Linked DNA regions of Mus musculus: region 1 is linked to region 2. Evidence: chromatin loops called from intact Hi-C (ENCODE). Cell type or tissue: heart. All regions are shown on one strand. Links, peaks and the distances in the headings refer to the core of each region. The heading gives the core; the rest is flanking DNA. Region 1 has its middle 61 kb from the start of Gm42015. Region 2 has its middle 9.6 kb from the start of Rbm19.

The links. Hi-C counts contacts between places; a loop is a spot of excess contacts. Peaks named below come from ENCODE experiments on the same cell type or tissue, not always from the same donor. Only the 100,000 strongest peaks of a DNase experiment are listed, where the experiment ranks them.
Region 1: it touches region 2 in a loop (2.6-fold over the local background); 16 of 42 quality-filtered maps call a loop at or near these places.

What each region holds. Positions count from the first base shown.
Region 1 is chr5:118,779,157-118,784,530 of GRCm38, reverse strand. No RefSeq gene overlaps it. Among named protein-coding and RNA genes, the nearest start is that of Gm42015, 61 kb to the left of the region's middle. In heart, for the core only: no CTCF peak of the experiment used is centred there; a DNase peak (open chromatin) is centred at 2,780; H3K27me3 peaks cover 3,413 bases.
Region 2 is chr5:120,104,276-120,109,649 of GRCm38, reverse strand. No RefSeq gene overlaps it. Among named protein-coding and RNA genes, the nearest start is that of Rbm19, 9.6 kb to the left of the region's middle. In heart, for the core only: CTCF peaks have their summits at 2,804 and 3,023 (motif pointing right); no DNase peak of the experiment used is centred there; H3K27me3 peaks cover 1,268 bases.

The DNA of each region.
Region 1 (5,374 bases), core at 211-5,210, 1.3 Mb after region 2:
GATGCCAAGTCTCCAAGGGCAGCAGGTAACATTATAATGCCCCATGGTATCCACAGGGCTTGGCCTTGCAACAAGTTCAAGTCTGTTATCGTTCAAATGGAATCTACATGTATCTTTCCTAGTACTTAACTCCCGTCTAGGTGGCCTAAATATGCTGTAGCAACTGAGAGGAACACGGTCTGTACACAGTGTAGTCGCCGATTTTTTTCCATTAATTTATTTACTGACTCACTTTACAACCCAATATCACCCCCGCTTCTTCCCAGTCCCCTCTTCACATAACTTCTCTCCTCATTCCTCCCGCCCCTTCTCCTCTGAGAAGAGGAATCCTCCCCTCCCAGGGGATCGCCCCACCCTGACACATCAAGTCATTGCAAAACTAGGTGCGTCGTCTCCCACTGAGGCAAGACAAGGCAGCCCAGAGAGGGGAATGGGATCTACAGGCAGGCAACAGATTCAGGGTCAGCCTTCATTCCAGTTGTTGGGAGACCTGCATGAAGACCAAGTTTCACATCTACATATGGAGGGGGGCAGGGGGTAGGGGAAGGGGGGCAGGAGGGGTCTAGGTCCAGCCCATGCTTGCTCTTCCGTTCAGTCTCTGGGGGCCCCCAAGGGTCCAAGTTAGGTGACTCTGTTGGTCTTCCTGTGGGGCTCCTAATCACTTTGGAGCCCTCAATCCTCCCCCAACTCTTCCACGAGACTCTATCTAACATTTGCCTGTGGGTCTCTGCCTCTGCTGGGGGACCCGTAAACTAGATCCTATCTGCCATCCTGACAGTGTCATTAATAATGCCAGGGATTGGTTCTTGCCCATGGGATGGGTCTCCATTTGGGCCAGTCAGTAGTTGCAGCCTTTTAATTTCCTATTTCCAATCTACAGTTCTTGTGCCCACAGACCCAGAAGCCATAAATGCCGAGGGCCGGTGTTGCAGCCCCTAACGGCAGTGGTTAGTGGTCACCCCAGCTCTAGCCACAGAGTTAAAAGCAAGCAAATGGGCATTCATTCCCATGGAAGCTGGTGTGGGTCACAGCCAGGGCTGGGAGGTTAGTGGGCAGGTGATACAGGGTCAGCCACTCTCATGGGTGGTGGATACCACGTGACATGGCAATGGGCATCCAAAGATGTCAGGCTACCCCCTGAGAGATCTTTCAGGATCAGCTGTCCCCTGAGAGATCTCATGTGCCCCCACACCCATGCATGAGGGGTGCAACTGCCCAGCACTGAAGCCAGAGGAGCTTGCGGGAGGCGGCAAGCTTATGGCTTTCACTGTTCAGCTCAATGGGCCTTTGTTTCCCCATCTGTATAAGTGAAGCTAGGCCAAGTCTGATCCCTAAGTCGTTGGGTCGCAGGTGCCGTTTTCCTTCTGTAGAACGGGGGCTCCCTGGGGCAGCACCTTTCAGACACCAATGGCATCACAGGACCTCAGCCATCTTCTTTAGTAGGCTTCTGTAGTCGGTACCATCTGTAACTCCAGTTCCAGCAGATCTGATGCCCTTCTGTGATGTCCTAGGGCACCAGGCACACACATGACACCCAGAAATACTGTATGTAATACAGGGAGAGAACCTAGATGTGTAAAATAAGATAAATATGAATTTTGAATAAATAATAAAACACATTTGCATGAAGTCTGAATTAGAAGTGAATAACGGAGCCAATCTTGTCATTGTGCAAAGGTTACAGGCATGTCCAAATACTAGGAATGCAGTGTTGCAGGGCAGAGCAACAGTGCAGGATCCTGTCCCACATGAAGCCCACTGCTGACCCCATGTGTGTTCTTGAAGGCGAGTCCCATTTACACACACACACACACACACACACACACACACACACACACACACGGTACTGAAAAGAATCCAGGGCGTGTCCAGCATACATTAGTTGGTGAGTACCCAGAAGGTGGAAGACCACAGAACGTGAGCCCAAACAGAAGTCCGCTGGGTGCTCAGAGACACACAACATCTCCCTGTGCAAGCACAGCACACTGGGAGAAAGGATGGGAAAGACACAAGAGTCTGGACCTGGACAGAGGCGGTTTGCTGAGGGTGGGAGGGTCTGCCTTCCAGGAAACAAGACTAGTTACAGACCCTCCGCAGTCTCAGTTTACAAAGTCCTCAGAGGACAGTGACAGGCTGTCTGAGGCTGACAAAGCACTGGCCACAGGCAGCCTGGGTGCTGGTAAGGACACACCATCGGGGCTTGTGTCCTGCAAGCAGATACAGCTGTGGGCTGTCAATCAAAAATAGTCATACAATCAGAATGGTGTCATCCTAGTACTTGGGATAGAGGATCAACAGAGATTTCAGGGCAGCCTGAGCTACATGGTAAGTTCCAGGCTAGCCAGGTCTAAACAGTGAGACCCTGTCTCAAAAATAATTGAACAAACAGTAATACAAACCCAGACTGTGTTCGAGCCTTGGCTTGGCCACAAACAGACAGTGTGACCCTGGGTAAGTTGCACGTTCCCCTTCATGGCATCAGCTCACCCAGCCTGCCCCTTGCTTGCTGAGTGCTGTGTGGCCTCGAGCAAATAGCCTTGCCTCTCGGATCCTCTCAAGTCATTTCTGTAGTGGGTACTTGGGAACGTTATCTCGGGGTCCTTACGACCCCAGTAGAGCAAAAAGGGCCTTGCACACCACACTAGCACACTGTTAGCTCTGCAGGTCTCACCTGGGTTGCCTCAGTCTGCCCCCCTCATCACCATCCCAGGCTCCAGCTGCCCAGGTGACATGGCGCCAAAGCTCGGCTGCTGCCCGGTCTGTGGCGACACCTGCTGGCCACATGTGGAAGGACACGAGCTCCGCTCCGCTAGATGGATGGATGCACCTGATGCGGGTGCGGGACTCAAGGACTTGAGGTTGCATCGCTCCTAAGAACTCGGGGCTACCGTCCTGGAATGTAGAGCTAAGACCCTGGGGTCGGAAGGAAGCAGGATCTCCACAAGGAACTAGGCTAAGAAACTGGAGGACAGGAGACTGAGAAAGATGCCCTCCACAGCGGCTGCTACCACGGAAACCGACGAAGGGGGAGTGGGATCCGCACCCCTACCTCACCCCACAGTGAGGCATTGAAACATCTAGAAATTACAGAGTCTATTTAGTTCGTGGTGCCTGCCATTAGTGTCCACGGATCTATTATTCAGTAAGAGCCATGCTTTGACCCTGTAACCCTGTGACCCTGCGACAGCATTGGGGATGCTCTGCTCCTCTGATGTTACCCTACAGCCTAATTGGATCTGAGAAGGTCCTTCTCCCTGGAATTCTGACGCACAGCGCCCCTTCCAACTGCCCAAGACCTACACAGAGGGACGAGTCCCCTAATGGAGGAAATTTGGGACCAGCAGAGGAAATGACCAAACACTGAATAGCAGACCAATGGGTGTTTCAGCTCCGACTCAGGGAGGTCAGGTTAGGGAGGGAGGGACAGGTCACTGATAAGAGATGAGGATAGTGAAAGACACAGGAGAGGAGAGGGAAGGGGAAGTGGGGAGGAGAGGGAGAAGCAGGGGACAGTGAAGGGTATGGAAGGAGGAGAAGACAGTCTCTTGTAGCCCAGGCTAGCCCTGGACTCTGAACTTGCTTATATAGTAGAGAATGACCTTGAATGCCTGACCCCTCCTGAGTCACACAGGGCTTCACCAGTGAGTGTGTGACAGTGTCGCTAGGTTAGCTGAGTGTGTGGCCTTAATGGGAGCTTCTGGGTGGACTATGGCAGACCCACCTCGTGTGAGCCTGGGAAGAAGGACCCTATGAGAAAGGGCCAAATGCTGTGCCCATCACTAACATGAGAGTTAGAGGGAGGGGAAGAGGGGAGCAGAGATCTGAGCTGGCGGCAGGCAGCTTGATTTTCCTACAGCAGGCACAGCGGCACCATGACAGCGGCTATTTGGAAGATGCTTATGCGGCCACAAGCCTAAACTTAATGCCAGCGCCGAGGAGGCAGAGGCAGGCAGATCTCTGAGTTCAAGGCCAGCCCGGTACACAGGGTGAGTTCCAGGTCAGCCAGGGCTATAGAGAGAAACCCTGTCTCAGGCTGTGATCCAGAGGTGGAGGCAGGGAGTTCAATACCAGTCTCTGTGTTCTCTGACTTATTTATCATTCAGATAAAGATAAATGTGCCCTGCAGATCCTCATTGGCTGAAGTAGCTCATGAAGGACAGGCCTTGACGGTTCTATCCACCTCAGCTTCTGGTCGAAGCTCTTCACGCCTCAGGCACAGTCACGGGAGGAGCCACGTTTATCCTAAAGTCGCAAGCTCCCACCACCAAAGGTGAGCCAACTCTAACTACCTTCCCCACCATGAAACACTGAATCCTCAGAAACCAGGAACCAAAATACTTTCTGTGCTACCCCAGGCCAGTTAAGTCAATCGACAGCTTGGTTTTTTTTTTTTTTTTTTTTGTTTTTTTTTTTGTTTTTTAAAATGGGCCAAAGACATTAATAGAAACATCACCCATGAAAACATACAGACCAAAGAGGTTTATAAAGTTCAAGGTAACCCTTACACACGGGGAGCTGGAGATTAACCTGGAATACATTAGATCATCCAAGCAAATAAACTCCATATGTAAATTTATATTTAGGGTGGACATATGCTTTGGCACTCACGTGGGGGTCAGAGGGCAACTTTTGGAACTCAGTTCTTTCCTTCCTCCATGTGGGTTCCAGGGAATCAAACTCACGATCATCTGGCTTGGGTGCAATCGCCCTTTCCCTGAGCCGTTTTGCCAGCCCTTAAGTATAGAAAAACTCATACTCCTGTCCATTGTATAAAGCCTTCACGTGGATGCTTAGAATGGGTCTACTCATAACTGCCAAACACTTAAAACAGCCAAGGTGTTCTTTAGTAAGTAAAGCTACGAATAAACTGGAGAGATCTAGCAGGGACTGACGTCACTCAGGACTTTAAAGAAATGAGCTAAACTGGGTGTGGTGGCGCACACCTTTAATCCCAGCACTCGGGAGGCGGAGGCAGGCGGATTTCTGAGTTCCAGGCCAGGCCAGGCCAGGCCAGCCTGGGTACACAGAGAAACCCTGTCTCACAAAAACAAAAACAAACAAACAAAAAAGAAATGAGTTGCGGGGGGGGGGGGGTATGGAAAGACACTGGAGGGAAGGTAAGTATACACAAGCACGTGAGGTCGCTGAGGAAGGCTGCGCGCCATACAGTCCCTACTCTTGAATGTTCTAGAACAGGGAGATACATGAAAAAGAAAGTTCCCTGCATGGTGGCCTTGATTGTCAACGGGATCTAGCCTCACACAGAGACAAGCCGCTGGGCACACCTATGAGTGAGTTTTCAGCTTAGATAAACTGACAAGGGAAGATCCACCCTACGTGTGGATCTGCATCGTCCCTGAGGGTAGGACCCTGA
Region 2 (5,374 bases), core at 184-5,183:
AGAATTGGCCAGCTTAAGCCTTCTTGGGGTGACTCTGGGGTGACTCTTAGCCTCTAAGCAAAGGGCAGGTACAGGCAGCTTCTCTGGGTCCCAGATTCATAGACTTTGATTTTTATTATTTTTCATGAACTGCTGTTATTAAAACACACAACTAAATATAGCCTCCCCCAGAGACGGCTGCAACTCAGAAAGGTGTTTTAAAGGCATTAAAAGAAAACGGAATGCTCTTTATGAATCCCGTGTCCCCAAGCTGGGCTGCGAAATATGGTTACCACATGTCCAGAAAACCACTCCGTTCATGGCCTTCTGTTCCTGTGCATTAATAAGCTTGCTCACCTTAACTTTATTGCGCCCTTCTTGCCCTCCTGCCTTGCTCCCTACCTCTTGGCCCCCCTTTCCCTCTCCTTCTAGCATTTGAAACTTGGGGGCACCTAGGACCCCCAGGTTGGCTTCGCTGACATCTCAGGAATTAAAAACATCAACAACTCAGGGTGGTCCCTGCAGCTCCAGCCACTGTGGTTCTGGGATGGATTCAGGACCCTGAGCACCAGAACCAGCCCTGAGGGGGTGGGCTTCCCAACCAAGGAAAGGCAAGCAGCAAGGAGATATTCTAGAAGGGTCTAGAACAATGGTTCTCAACCTGTGGTCTCAACTCTTTGGGGTGCAACGACCCTTTCATGGGGGTCACTCGAGGCTGGAAAACACAGATATTTACACTGCAATTCATAACAGTAGCAAAATTGCAGTTATGAAGTAGCAATGAAAATAATTTTATGGCTGGAGGTCAACACAACAAGAGGCACTGAATTAATGGGTTGCAGCATTAGGAAGGTTGAGAACCACTGCTCTAGAAGACAGAAGGGAATTTCAAACGAACTCTGTGTTTCCTATGTGGTTTGTTGTTGTTGCTGCTGATGCTTTTTGTCCCAATGCATGGGACCACCAAGAACCCTGGTAGTGCTGGTGAGACCCTGTGTGATGGTTAATGTTATTTTAAATAGTTATTTAGCATATGTGTGTGTGTGTGTGTGTGTGTGTGTGAGAGAGAGAGAGAGAGAGAGAGAGAGAGAGAGAAGGAGAGAGAGAGCATGCACAAGTACACACACGTGTACAAGTCAGCCGTCAATGGCGGTGTTTCTCCAAATGTCGCTCTCTGCTTTATTTTGGGACAGGGAACATCCCTCACTGAACCCAGGGCCACCCATTCAGCAAGGCTGGCTCAACAGACAGTTCCAGGAATCCTTCTGTCTCCAACCCCCAGTGCTGAGATTAGGGTCTCATTCAGCTTTCCCCATGGGTTCCAGGACTAAACGAGGACTAAACTCAGGCCCTTCTGTTTGCATAACTATTACTCTATGGTCTACACAGCCTCCCTTCTCTGTGTGGGTCCCACCTCCCCTACATAGGATACAGATATGTTGAGGTTTGGTCTTTTGCTATGTTTTATAATGCTAACTACTGGCCCCCAAAATCTGGTTGTCCCCAAGGAGGAGAGACTCTGCACATAGACCCAAGAGACACTATGTGTCCTTGCCACCCCCCCCCAATTATTGGTGTGTAAAGATGCTGCAGCCTATAGCTGGGCAGAATTGAGATAGGTGGGGCCTGGGTTTCTGGGCTTGGAGTCTGAGGAAAACAGGGGGGGAGGAGGAGGAAGAAGAAGAGGAAGAGAAGGAGGAGGAGGAAGAAAAGGCAGAAGGAGAAGAGGAGGAAGAGGAGAACGAGGAGGAGGAGGAGGAGGAGGAGGAGGAGAGGAGGAGGAGGGGGAGGAGGAGGAGGAGGAGGAGAAGAAGAAGAAGAAGAAGAAGAAGAAGAAGAAGAAGAAGAAGAAGAAGAAGAAGAAGAAGAAGAAGAAGAAGAAAAAGAAGGTGGTGCAGAGAAAAGATGTTGTGGGGTAAGAATCTTGAAATTGGGCTGGAGAGATGGTTCTGCAGTTAAGAGCACTGACTGCTCTTCCAGAGGTCCTGAGTTCAAATTCTAGCAACCACGTGGTGGCTCACAACCATTTGGAATGGGATCTGATGCCCTCTCCTGAAGACAGCTACATAAATAAATAAACCTTTTAAAAATTTATATATATGTTTATATATATATGTATGTATGTGTATATGTATATATGTGTATATATATAAAATCTTGAAATCATGGCCATGAGGACTGGCCAATTGGAGTTAAAAGCAGTCCAGATGGAGCATGGCAAGTTATACTGTGGCATGATTGTCAGGGATGTAGACATAGAGGATAGATACCTGCCCAGCTCTAGTGCTGATTAAGTCTTATAATAATAATAATAATTAATAATTATTAATAATAATAAGTTGTGTGTCTTTCATCCAGGAACCGAGTGATCAAAGGCGGGGTAGGAGCCCCTGATTGAGATTAAATAATTTCTATAGCACAGCTGTCATTTAAATTTCCAATGAACATCTCTTTTACAACAATTTCATTTCACCTTCCCCATACCCAATGCTCACCCGGAGAAGAGCAGAGAGACTTGGACTGGGGACTAGATTCCATGTCTGATACTTCCTGCTGTGTGACTGTGGGTAAGTCAGTTACCCTCTCTGAAATCCTCATGCCTCCTTTGTAAAACAGGACTCATCATACACACCTGTGTACCCCTGAGAGTTCAAAAGAATAAATTCACACCAGTCCTCACAGTGCCAACAGCAGGAACAACAAAACTATGTTGCGCTGTAGAAACCAGCTCTTCCCAACCTCACAAGAACTGAGGGATATGTCTGTAATTATGGAGGACATATGGGAGCACAGAGGTGTGGGCGTATCTGAGTTTGCCCAGCCAGTAGTATCTGTCAGGGATGTAGCGCAGAGTCTCACTCACTATGATGTGGGTTCGGCGCCAGAAGCTTCCTGTAGCACCGGCTACTGGGACTCAGTCTCCTTTGCTAACAGCCGGCCCCCATCCCTCTAGCTCCCCCACCCCACTCCCAACAGCACCCCTTGAGTCCTCCCAAGGCTGTTAGGAAAGCGGCCTGCAATTCCACAACACTGCCAGCAGGGGGAAGGAGAGGACCGTGGATCAGCGCTAACAACCCTGGCTTTCTTTGGCCCCTTAAGATTCTTATCCAGACCAGCACAGGGCACGCTTGGTTACAGTTGGCTGGTAAGTATCTCTGCAAACACGAACAGATTTGAATACTGAGTAACTGAAGGAAGCCAGAGAGCCACCCATCTGGGGATGGCAGGATTTGTCAGGGTCCCAGGCAGGGAGGACCCCGGAGGTGTGAGAGTGGCAAAGAAACACCAGGAGATCCTGGGAACGTGGACTTTGAATGTGTAGTCAGTCCGTAGTAGGCCAAGAAGTGGCTCTTCAGTTCCCCTGGGCAAGCAGTCTTGCAGATGTGGTGACAATGTTATGGGCCTTAAGATGGGAAACATTTCGGGAATGGCCCAATGGGCATTTTTGGCATTGCTTCTATCCTAAGAGAGAGAAGAATGACAGGCATTGAGGCCATGCAAGGACAGGGTCAGACTTCAAGATGGCAAGACGTGGGCCCACAAGCCGAGGGAGACTGACAATGTCCTACAAATGGAAGACCCAGGGTCAACTTCTTCTCCCTTGACCATTTAGGGCAGTGGTTCTCCACCTGTGGGTCGAGACCTCTTTTTTTTGGGGGGGGGGTCTAAAACCCTTTCACAGGGATCGCTTAAGATGATCAGGAAACACAGATATTTACATTTCCATACACAACGGCAGCAGAATTACAGTTACGAAGCAGCAACAAAGATAATTTTATGGTTGGGAGTCGCCACACCGTGAGGACCCAGTTAAAGGGTCGCAGCGTTAGGAAGGTTGTGAGATCCACTGGGCTCTAGGAGTACCCTGGTTCTTCTGACCCCAGTTTTCACCCAGAGAAACTAATTTGGGGCTCCGTGTTTAAGAGCTGAGAGTGAGGGGAACATTTACTCATTTTTGTTGTTGCTTTCGGTTTTGCTTTTTTGCTCTTTTGAGACAGGGTTTCTCTGTGTAGCCCTGGCTGTCCTGGAACTCACTCTGTAGACCAGACTGGCCTCGAACTCAGAGATCTGCCTGCCTCTGCCTCCCAAGTTCTGGGATTAAAGGCGTGCACCACCACTGCCTGGCGAGGGGAACATTTGTATTGCTTCAATTTGCTTGTGTAGATTGGTCAGAAGCATGGAATGGAAGGGTTTCAAGATCCCCCTCGGCAGGGACTGGTGGACAGAGACCCAGAGGGAGGGGCCCGCCTGTCTGCTATTCCATCTGTGAGCGCCTGTCAGCCTTCCCATTGGCTGATGTAATCAGGAAGGAGAAAGAGGGGCTAGGGAGCCCCTGTGTATGCACGCATGTGGGGCTCATTTCTGCTCACCCTCTGGACACAGAGCTGGGCTGGAGTTGTGCGGGACGTAAGAGTGTCCAGCCCACCTATGCAGCCAGCAGAGGCTCCTCGGCTTTGAGGGCATCTCCAGGGTTCAGGGAAATTTTTACCCTTCAACACCACAAAGTTCATCCCTGTGGGCTTGACATTGGGGCTTTGAGGATGTGTTCCCAAAAGTGCCTTTTCTGATGGGGGTGTGTGGGGTTCACATCTCTGGTTGCAAGCCTCAATCCTGAGCTTGGGAAAGCTGGGTCACAGTGTCCCTGAGTCAGGAGCTCCACCCTTGAGGAACCTCCCAGCCATCCTCACTCTCTCCACATGCCTCACAAGCAGGAGTAATTGATTACCATGTAGTGGACCACAGCAGCAACAGGAGGCCAGTCATAAGTCAGAAGAAAGGATAGAAGCCAGGAAGTGGTTGCCACCATAGGTGGCAACCTTATCTCCGACCTCCCAAGCTGTGTCACCTCGGGAAAGATGCTTAACCTCTCTGTACAGGTTAAACCTCCTCTCCCAGAGCAGGGACAGCACTCGAGGTCTTGTGGCTTCCGTAGAAAGTTGCCTTTGTCACTCTTCATCTTTAGAAATTCAGATGTGGGGCTGGAGAGATGGTTTAGCAGTTAAGAGCACTGACTGCCCTTCTGGAGGTCCTGAGTTCAAATCCCAGCAACCACATGGTTGCTCACAACCATCTGTAATGAGATCTGACACCCTCTTGTGGTGTGTCTGAAGACAGCTACAGTGTACTTATATATTAGAAGAGCTAAAAAAAAAAAAAAAAAAAAAAAAAATAAGGACCTGGGCATGGTGGCGCATGCCTTTAATCCCAGCACTTGGGAGGCAGAGGCAGGCGGATTTCTGAGTTCGAGGCCAGCCTGGTCTACAGAGTGAGTTCCAGGACAGCCAGGGCTACACAGAGAAACCCTGTCTCGAAACAACAAACAAACAAACAACAACAACAACAACAACAAAAGAAAGAAAGAAAAGGAAAGAAAAGAAAAGAAAAAGAAATTCAG